Regions from separate parts of the Homo sapiens genome. Here all the other regions are linked to region 2. The links are chromatin contacts, found by Hi-C or POLR2A ChIA-PET in ENCODE. All regions are on one chromosome and are shown on one strand. The core of a region is the stretch at or near the end of the contact, and the rest is flanking DNA. Distances in the headings are between cores, read along the strand shown.

Evidence for each region. Hi-C counts contacts between places; a loop is a spot of excess contacts on that map. ChIA-PET counts read pairs that join two places held with the same protein, here RNA polymerase II (POLR2A). Pooled maps may share reads with other maps.
Region 1: a pooled map shows a loop between it and region 2 (4-fold over the local background). The contact joins the promoter of CCDC71 here to the promoter of RBM6 in region 2. A Hi-C loop is called at or near these places in 6 of 50 pooled maps. POLR2A ChIA-PET finds 5 or more read pairs at or near these places in 3 of 52 experiments (AG04450, activated CD8-positive, alpha-beta memory T cell and activated naive CD4-positive, alpha-beta T cell).
Region 3: a map of CD4-positive, alpha-beta T cell shows a loop between it and region 2 (3-fold over the local background). The contact joins the promoter of IMPDH2 here to the promoter of RBM6 in region 2. A Hi-C loop is called at or near these places in 1 of 168 maps with a recorded cell type or tissue (CD4-positive, alpha-beta T cell), 3 of 37 single-sample maps with no recorded cell type and 9 of 50 pooled maps. POLR2A ChIA-PET finds 5 or more read pairs at or near these places in 1 of 52 experiments (Caco-2).

The regions. Positions count from the first base shown.
Region 1 is chr3:49,164,989-49,167,846 of GRCh38, reverse strand. CCDC71 (coiled-coil domain containing 71) reads left to right here and starts at 1,516. Exons shown (of 2, transcript NM_022903.4): 1 at 1,516-1,580. RefSeq lists enhancers at 1,235-1,354, 1,375-1,444 and silencers at 1,595-1,674, 1,695-1,754.
Region 2 is chr3:49,938,487-49,941,539 of GRCh38, reverse strand. RBM6 (RNA binding motif protein 6) reads right to left here and starts at 1,390. Exons shown (of 21, transcript NM_005777.3): 1 at 1,315-1,390. RefSeq lists a silencer at 960-1,159 and enhancers at 716-1,237, 1,300-1,359, 1,390-1,439, 1,470-1,529, 1,238-1,760.
Region 3 is chr3:49,027,631-49,030,692 of GRCh38, reverse strand. It overlaps IMPDH2 (inosine monophosphate dehydrogenase 2), which reads left to right and starts at 1,295. Exons shown (of 14, transcript NM_000884.3): 1 at 1,295-1,440; 2 at 1,887-1,935; 3 at 2,161-2,262; 4 at 2,371-2,445; 5 at 2,777-2,983. The coding sequence starts at 1,343. QRICH1 (glutamine rich 1) reads left to right here. Exons shown (of 10, transcript NM_198880.3): 10 at 49-986. The coding sequence ends at 241. RefSeq lists enhancers at 1,295-1,504, 958-1,559, 1,560-2,162.

The DNA of each region.
Region 1 (2,858 bases), core at 267-2,766, 770 kb after region 2:
AATCTTCAACCATGGACGGCCAGAGACTGGACTCACCCACAGCTGGGGACTGGGGGCACCAAGGTGGGGCTTCCTGACTGCACCCCATGAGATCCTGGCCCCTGGGACCCTACTCTTGCTTTCTCTCCACCAGGAAAAAAAGGCTAGAAGCACTGACCCCAGAGGAACAGGAGATTTTGCAGTTCCTGCTAGATACCTTGGCTATACTTAAAAGCAGCGAGGACCTCACCATTAGTGCTGAGGCCCTGGGAAGCTAAGAGGCACCAGATGAGGCCTATGGCACTGCTGGGTGGACTAGGCACTTGTCTTTAGGAGTGCCTGGACCCCTCTGTATAAGCAGGGAAAATACAGAGCAACCAGAGGATCCTGGTTGGAAAAAGGGCAGGAAAAAGGGCTAGTACCCAGTCCCTAAATGAAGCATCCCGCCACCCTCCTGTGATTGCCAATAGGCTTCCACCTGACCCCAACTACCAAATAAGGCACCACTGCAAGGGTCAGAGTCCAAGAGTTGTGGCAATATTTCTGCCTCCTGGCTCAGGCTCTGACCCTAGTGCAAATGCCCCCACTACCTCATCCATGAAACCAGGGCTCCCAGGATGGTTCCCAACCTGGACTTGCAAACCTCTGACTAATGGGACCTTTGGTCAGAGCTGTGGAGACCACTCTGACCTCTCACTGAAGTCACAGACCCCTAGGGTTGATTTTGACCTGTGTCCTATAACCACCACCCCGTACTAGCCCAAGAGCATGGATAAAAAGACTGAGGTCCCAGACTCCTAGGCAAAAGGAAAGGGGTTCTGGGCAGTGTTAAGACTGGAAGCAGGACTTCCTTCCATTGAGGGGCTGAGGCTGGGCCAGTGACTATACCTGCCCCCACCTGCCTGAGCAAGTATACTCAGGCCCACAGTGGTATACTGGAGCCCCCAGACTCCATGTGCGCTTGGGCTTGCGTGCACCACTTGTGATCACGTGCACACCAGCCTTTCATGCCATGTGCCACAGGCCCTATTCTCAGGAAGAGAGGAAGGCCTGCTGTCCTCGGAGAAGATACCCTTACTGCAAAACAAAGGAGATCACCTGAGACTCCCTGTCAGGAGGCACTCCTCTTTCACCCTCTGGTCAGGTGTCTGGGACTGAAGTGGGCATTGTCAGTGGCTAAAGATAGATCAGAGGGTGGAAGATGGCCTGAACCTTGTCAGGAGCCCCTCCCAGATGTCAATGCACCACTAGCTCCCCTCAGAAAAGGTGTCAGATGACCCCTAATCCAGTCTTGGCCGGGCTCTAGTGAGTCCTTGCCTGGGGCCGCGTCAGAGGGCACCTCTGTTCTTCAGACTTCTGCACAGGGCCGAACGGGTTTGGAGCAGTCACCGCGGCCACCACCTCCAGGCAGTCCTCCTTGGTACCCAATCTGCTCCGCCCCCAGACTTTGTGGGGAAATGGGGTCTCAGGGGTCAAGGGTCGGTAGGGCGGGCTGGGTCCCGGAAGCGGAAGCGCAGTGCACTTCCGGCGCGCAGCGGGCGGCCATGTTGGAGCAGCGGAGGCGGCGCAGAGGCGCGTCTTGGGTCCCCGCGGCGGCGCCGGTAGGTTGGAGCCGCGGGCCTAGCCGCGCCGCGGAGGGGCGGCCCGCGAGGCGGCAGGGCGGACGGGCAAGCGGCCAACTCTTCCCGGACCCGCGTCCTCCGCCGGCCTGGCCGAGACCCCCCACCCCACCCCCACCCCGCGCCCAGCGACCCCACCCTGGGGCTGTGCGGTCCCGGTAGGGCTAGCACCGTTCACCCTGTACATTTCGCTGCCTCAGTGACCCCCGCCTCACGGCTTGGGCCCTAAGGACGTGCATTCCCAGCCTGAGGGCCCCGATCTGCCCCCTCCCCCGGTCTGCCTGTGTGGCGCCTCTCTCACGCCCTATCTTCCGTCAACTTCTCCTGCCTTCCCCGGGGGCACGTGTGAAGGGAAGTCGGAGGCCGGGCAGGAGCCTCTGTTTCCGAAGCTTCTCGAAAGCCCAGAAAACCCCTCCCAAGAGCCCAGCCTAACCTGGGTGGAAGAGCCCCCAGGTCACCCCAAATATTTGCGCTGGGGCGCGTGTGAGGGTGGGAAATAGGTCCCTCTCTCTTCTACAGTTCACAGCTCTGGGAACTACATCCCTTCAAAAAACATTAATAAAGAACTAAAGTCATGTGCAAGGATTGTGCTTGGAGAACGGTCTCTGGGGAGGGGAAGTGCCCAAGACACCTGAGGATCCAAGAATGTTTCCAAACAAAGAGCCCTAGGGCATTTCCTCCAGGGTATTCTGAAGACTTCATCTGCTGCATTAGAGCGGTGGGAAGAAACTACACAGACGGGCCTCATGGCCCGAGGGACCTGCCTGATCCTGGCTGATCTTTTAATGCTCTGGTGCAGCTGGGGAGCTGCCTCTTGCTTCTGGGAACCCTCAGTGTTGGGTTGGGTATTAGATGTTAGTTATGATTGATGTCCACAGCTTCTTTAAAGAAGTCTGGGAGTAGTTAGGTGTTCTCAGTCACCTCCATCTGGGCTGTACTGAGGTCTGTGGCCCTCCAAGTCTTAGGTAGGACAGTGCATACCGCTAATGTCCCCTTGACTCACCATCCTACTTGCAGCCTTTGGCTCCCATTGTCCTTAAACTTTGGGATCTTGGTCTGGCTTCCTGGTCCCTGGTCTGCCTGGTTGCCTAGAGAGATGTCATTGGCACCTGCTACTCATCAGCTTTTTAGTTTCTGTTGAAGAAAAGTCCGACTCTTGATTAGGTCTCCATGCCTCTGGAGCTAGAAAATGGGTTGCTGAGTACCCTGTCTAGAGACTGAAAACAGAACTTCTGGTGGGCAGGGAGATTCCCCCACCCC
Region 2 (3,053 bases), core at 141-2,640:
GCCTCCCAAGTAGCTGGGATTACAGGCATGTGCCACCATGCCCGGCTAATTTTGTACTTTTAGTAGAGACGCGGTTTCTCCATGTTAGTCAGGCTGGTCTCGAACTCCCCACCTCAGCCTCCCAAAGTGCTGGGATTACAGGTGTGAGCCACCAGGCTCGGCCTGGTAATAGAATTCTATAAGGAAAGGTGCTACAACTATCCAGAGAGACCTGGGACCTGTCCTGCAGGTTAGGTATCTAGTTAGATGCTAGTTTCTGAGACAAGGTTCAAATTCAACTTTTGTGTTTCACCAAAATGGTAACATATTATTTAGTTACTTTCTTCACTGCCAGTCCTACCATCACGCACCAGCTCTTGACACCTCTCGTTAGAGACCTCACAAATTCAGTAATGGTGACATATTTAAATCATTCACGCTGGTGGCATTTCTCAATAGGAAGGTGGAAACTAGCAAGCCGAGGGCACAATCCAGGGTTCAGAAAATGAACCAGGTGACCATGTCTGCATGTCTACTGAACTCCTTCACTTAAATCCGGCTACTCTGACCTTCACAAGCAAACCTGGAATATGCAAAAAATACAATTACGCTCACGGTTTATGTACCCTACGAAACAGGGCCCTTCCTTCAAAAAAAAAAAAAAAAAAAAGGCATTCCCAAAGTTGAACCCATTCGCCTAACGTCAATTCTAAAATAAAGAGAAAAACATCTATTTACACCGCTAATGGAATCTAAAGCGTGAATACGATAAAACATCCTTCTCCTTCATTGCCTAACGGGCGCAGAACCCACCAGACCACTCTCCCGCTTCCAGGTTCTACCGCCCCGACGACCGGGCTCGGAGCTCTTGTGCCCTCCGGTCCAGCGGAGCCTCCCTTGTGTCTGTCCAAGTCTGAGGACGAGGCTACGTGCTAAGCACAAGAGCTCCCTTCCTAGTGATGCCACAGAATTGGATCTGAAACAGGAAAACCGCAAGAACAGCCCGCTTACAGCTCCGAAGAGTAGGAGCACAGAGCCGCAACCACGCGCCGGCCCCAGCCTCACAGCTGGCCGCTCCGCGGCGGGACCGGTAATCTACTGCCGCGCCGGGCCCCGCCCCAGGCCCGCGACGGTTCCGGGGCGTTCCTGCCACGGGCGGCGCCTCCCTCATCTCACCGTTGCTTGGTCTTCTTCCCGAGCGAGGCCGCAGCCGCCCCGCGACACTGAAGCCACAGCTTTCAGGCTGCGCGGGCCTGCGATGTCTAGAGCGGGCCTGTCTGCTGGCTATTCCCTGGCAGGCTCTGGCACGCCTCCCCTCCAGTCCCGGGCCCTTACCTAGGCGGCGAAGCCTCCACGGCCCGCTCCTCCTTCTCCTCAGCCTCCGCCACCGACCCAGCGCCGCGGACACCGGAACTTCCTCCGCGCGGGGCCACTGCTACCACAAAGGCGCCGCGCCGCTGCCTTCAGCGCTCGGCCCGCTGGGAGATGAAGTACAGCTGCCGGTCCCGCAGACTCTTACTCCCGCCGTGCCCCGCGCGCAGGGGACTTGCCTTCTGGGGTGGGTCGTAAGAGCACGCTGTCCATCGCCATCCAATAAGAAGGCGCGCTTACCCGCCCTACTCCGCGTGACCTGCTGGGAGTTGTGGTTTGGCCTCTGCCCTGTGACACCTGGTCCTCTTGTGCTTTCCTCTCAGTTGATTGAGGCTTACAGTTTTTTGGTGGCTTGACTTTCCTGAGGTTTGCTCCCTGCCAGCAGCTCGGGTACGGCCCTGGCCTGCCTAGCTCGAGGCCTCCTTATTGTCCGTTAGTGTGAGAGAAATGGAAGGGAGCTTCTTCGGGAGTAAGTTTAAGCCATCTCCAGCTGGTTGGCGGGGCGCGGTGGCTCACGCCTGTAATCCCAGCACTTTGGTAGGCCGCGGCGAGTGGACCACCTGAGGTCAGGAGTTCTAGACCAGCCTGGCCAACATGGTGAAACCCCATCTCTACCAAAAATACAAAAATTACCCGGGCTTGGTGGCAGGTGCCTGTAATCCCAGCTACTCGGGAGGCTGAGGCAGGAGAATCACTTAAACCCGGGAGGCAGAGGCAGAGGTTGCAGTGAGCCGACACTGTGCCACTGCACTCCAGCCTGGACAATAGAGCAAGACTCCACCTCAGAAAAAAAGAAAGAAAGAAAAAGGCCGGGCGCAGTGGCTCATGCTTGTAATCCTAGCACTTTGGGAGGCCGAGGTGGGTGGATCACGAGGTCAGGAGTTCAAGACCAGCCTGGCCAAGATAGTGAAACCCCATCGCTACTAAAAATACAAAAAGTAGCCAGGCGTGGTGGCGCATGCCTGTAATCCCAGCTACTCAGGAGGCTGAGGCAGAGAATTGCTTGAACCCGGGAAGCACAGGTTGCAGTGAGCCGAGATCGCGCCACTGCACTGTTGCCTGGCAACAGCGCAAGACTCCGTCTCAAAAGAAAGAAAGAAAGAAAGAAGTTGGGCGCAGTGGCTCACGACTGTAATCCCAGCACTGTGGGAGGCCGAGGCGGGTGGATCACGAGGTCAGGAGATCAAGACCATCCTGGCTAACACGATGAAACCCTGTCTCTACTAAAAACACAAAAAATTAGTGGAGCGTGGTGGCGGGCACCTGTAGTCCCAGCTACTCAGGAGGCTGAGGCAGGAGAATGACGTGAACCCGGGAGGCGGAGCTTGCAGTGAGTCGAGATAGCGCCACTGCACTCCAGCCTAGGCGACAGAGGGAGACTGTCGCAAAAAAAAAAAAAAATTACCCGGGCTTGGTGGCAGGCGCCTGTAATCCCAGCTACTCGGGAGGCTGAGGCAGGAGAATCACTTAAACCCGGGAGGCAGAGATTGCAGTGAGCCTAGACTGTGTCACTGCACTCCAGCCTGGACAATAGAGCAAGACTCCGTCTCAGAAAAAAGGAAAGAAAGAAAGAGGCCGGGCGCAGTGCCTCACGCTTGTAATCCTAGCACTTTGGGAGGCCGAGGCGGGTGGATCACGAGGTCAGGAGTTCAAGACCAGTCTGGCCAAGATGGTGAAACCCCGTCTCTACTAAAAATACAAAA
Region 3 (3,062 bases), core at 46-2,545, 910 kb after region 2:
GTTGAAGTTATATTGGTGGTACCCAACTTTTATCCGCATATTCTTCAGCCCCCAGAGTGTGAAAGGCCGGAATGACACCTTTTACCTGACACCTGAGCCAGTGGTGGCCCCCAACAGCCCAATCTGGTACTCAGTCCAGCCTATCAGCAGAGAGCAGATGGGACAAATGCTGACGCGGATCCTGGTGATAAGAGAAATTCAGGAGGCCATCGCAGTGGCCAATGCAAGCACTATGCACTGAGATGCCTTGGCCATGGCACAAGAGAAACCAGCCAGGAAAAACCAGACAGACTTTCACACTAAAGAAGAGGCCTCCATTTTTTTTTTTCTTTTTTTTATTGGTGTAGTTACGAAGCCTTTCAGGCTGCTTCTGTTTAAAATATAAAAGAAAACTTTGCCCCCTTTGCATCTTCATAAACCTGCTGCGGCAGACTCCTCAGCCGATGGTGGCTCTGGGTTTCCTTGAGTGTCATATGTCCTAGAAAGTTGCTGGCTGACTCTTTTTTGTCTGGGGCCTGGGGAAAGGGCTTGGACTGTGAAAAGAAATGTGGCCCCTTTCCATCTTCAAGAGAGATGGAATTAATGATGGATGGACCCTGGAGGGAATCTCCCCAGCCGACTTCCACTGGGCTGACAGACTTTGCTGACCACAGGGGAACGATGTTCTTTTCTTTCTTCATGATCAGACATAAACTTAGCATCTTAATGGAAGAAAAATGAGGGGAACTTCAATTATGATTTATTAAAGACAATTTCTATTACACCCTCCTTTATGACAAGTGACATTTTAGATGTAAAAGTAAAAACTTTACCATGCCTTTTTTTTTTTTGTTGGCCTAACATTGAGGCCTTAAAACCTGAGGCTCCTGTGCCTGATGGAATTCTTGTAACATACACTTGTGTATCATATAAAGATACCACTCTGTTTCTCTTATGTATTCTTACTCTAGTTGTTTATTAAGAATGACAAGCACGTCTTTTCAACATGTTAGTGAACAACGTCTCTTTATTTTGGGGAGGAGCCCGGCGGGACAGTAGAAGTAAACCCTTGCCTGTTAATTGAACTGGCCGAGGTCCTGCGGGGAGTGTGGGGTGGGACGTGAAGTGGCAGCTCCTCAGTGACAAGGCCACTATGTGCTATACGCATGCGCTGTTTCTTCAGCGCCAGCTCCGCCCCCGCCGCAGCGAGGCGGGTAGGTTCCGCCCGCGCGCACTACGCCCTGACGTCAGCGTCGCGCGCAGCGCAGTGACGAAATCGGCTGGTTTATATTGGCGCGGCCCAGACGGCAGAGGTCTCTGCGGCGCGGTCCTCGGAGACACGCGGCGGTGTCCTGTGTTGGCCATGGCCGACTACCTGATTAGTGGGGGCACGTCCTACGTGCCAGACGACGGACTCACAGCACAGCAGCTCTTCAACTGCGGAGACGGCCTCACCTACAAGTGCGGGCCTATGGGGCTCACCTGGGCGAAGAGAGGGGCGGCACCCTGGGGAAAAGGCCAGATGGGGGCTTCCGAGAGCCGCCTTGGGCGTGGGCGTGGGGGACAGGTTTCGGGAATTGGCCACCCACCTCCGGGGCTCACTTTGAGACATCTGGAGCGGTGCTTGGGGTACGGAGAAGCATCTCAGTAGTGCTTGGAATCTCAGGCCGGAGATTCCATGCTCCAGACACATGGAATTGTCAGGGTGCCAGGAGCACTGATGACAGCTCGGTGGCAGAAAAGGTCCCCTGTACCCATTTCCACCTTGTGCTGTGCCTGTGACACACAGACTCTGTCAGTGCCACTCTCTGCTCACATGCGTTACGGGTTGATTGGTACATGGGGATGGAGTCTCATGCTGCCCTAAGCTGAGAGCTTTACTCCCAATTCACTCCCTTCCCTCGCAGTGACTTTCTCATTCTCCCTGGGTACATCGACTTCACTGCAGACCAGGTGGTGAGTATGATCAGGAATTGGGTCCTGAACATCAAGGTGAGCTAAGGTGCTACTATCACCTGGTCTCTGGGCTAACTCACCAGATTGGGCTTGGGGGTGGATTTTATAGGATCATGTTGCTTGTTAGCATGCAGGTCATACAAAAGTGCCTTTTTGTGGGGGACTCAGTAACACCTTGAGGTGTAAGGGATGCTTTCCCACACTGGTTGACGTTTGTCTCCTCAGGACCTGACTTCTGCTCTGACCAAGAAAATCACTCTTAAGACCCCACTGGTTTCCTCTCCCATGGACACAGTCACAGAGGCTGGGATGGCCATAGCAATGGCGGTGAGCCCCATGGGGTGTGGGGGAAGGAGCAAGGACTCCATCGCCTTTCCCCAAAGGCATTCAGTCCTGCTTCTTGTCACTTAGTAGTAGTCTCTTTTTATCCTGTAGCTTACAGGCGGTATTGGCTTCATCCACCACAACTGTACACCTGAATTCCAGGCCAATGAAGTTCGGAAAGTGAAGGTCAGAAGGGCAACGATCATTAGCAAGCGCTCCTGGGAATTGCACTGAGGTGGGGTGGGGTGGGAGTAGGGGTTTATTCTAATTTAGTATTCTTTCTTCCCACCATGGGGTTCAGTTACTGAGAAGACCCTGAGATTCTGTTTCTTAAAGCAGCAGCAATAGACCAGGTGTACAGTGCCTCCAGCCTACCCATGTCTCTAAGATGTGTTGGTGTGATTTGGTCTTGTGGCACTGCCAAAGGGATCGATAAGCAGAGACCCCATGCTTCAGATCAAGAGCCTGATGAAAGTAGTTCAAAGATGCGATGCCCTTTCTCACCATCCCTTTCCAGAAATATGAACAGGGATTCATCACAGACCCTGTGGTCCTCAGCCCCAAGGATCGCGTGCGGGATGTTTTTGAGGCCAAGGCCCGGCATGGTTTCTGCGGTATCCCAATCACAGACACAGGCCGGATGGGGAGCCGCTTGGTGGGCATCATCTCCTCCAGGGACATTGATTTTCTCAAAGAGGAGGAACATGACTGTTTCTTGGAAGAGGTGGGTGCCACTGGCAGAGTAGATCCAAGCTCTAGCAGCCCAGGTTGAAGACAAGGGGCTTCTGTTGTCTAAGACATCT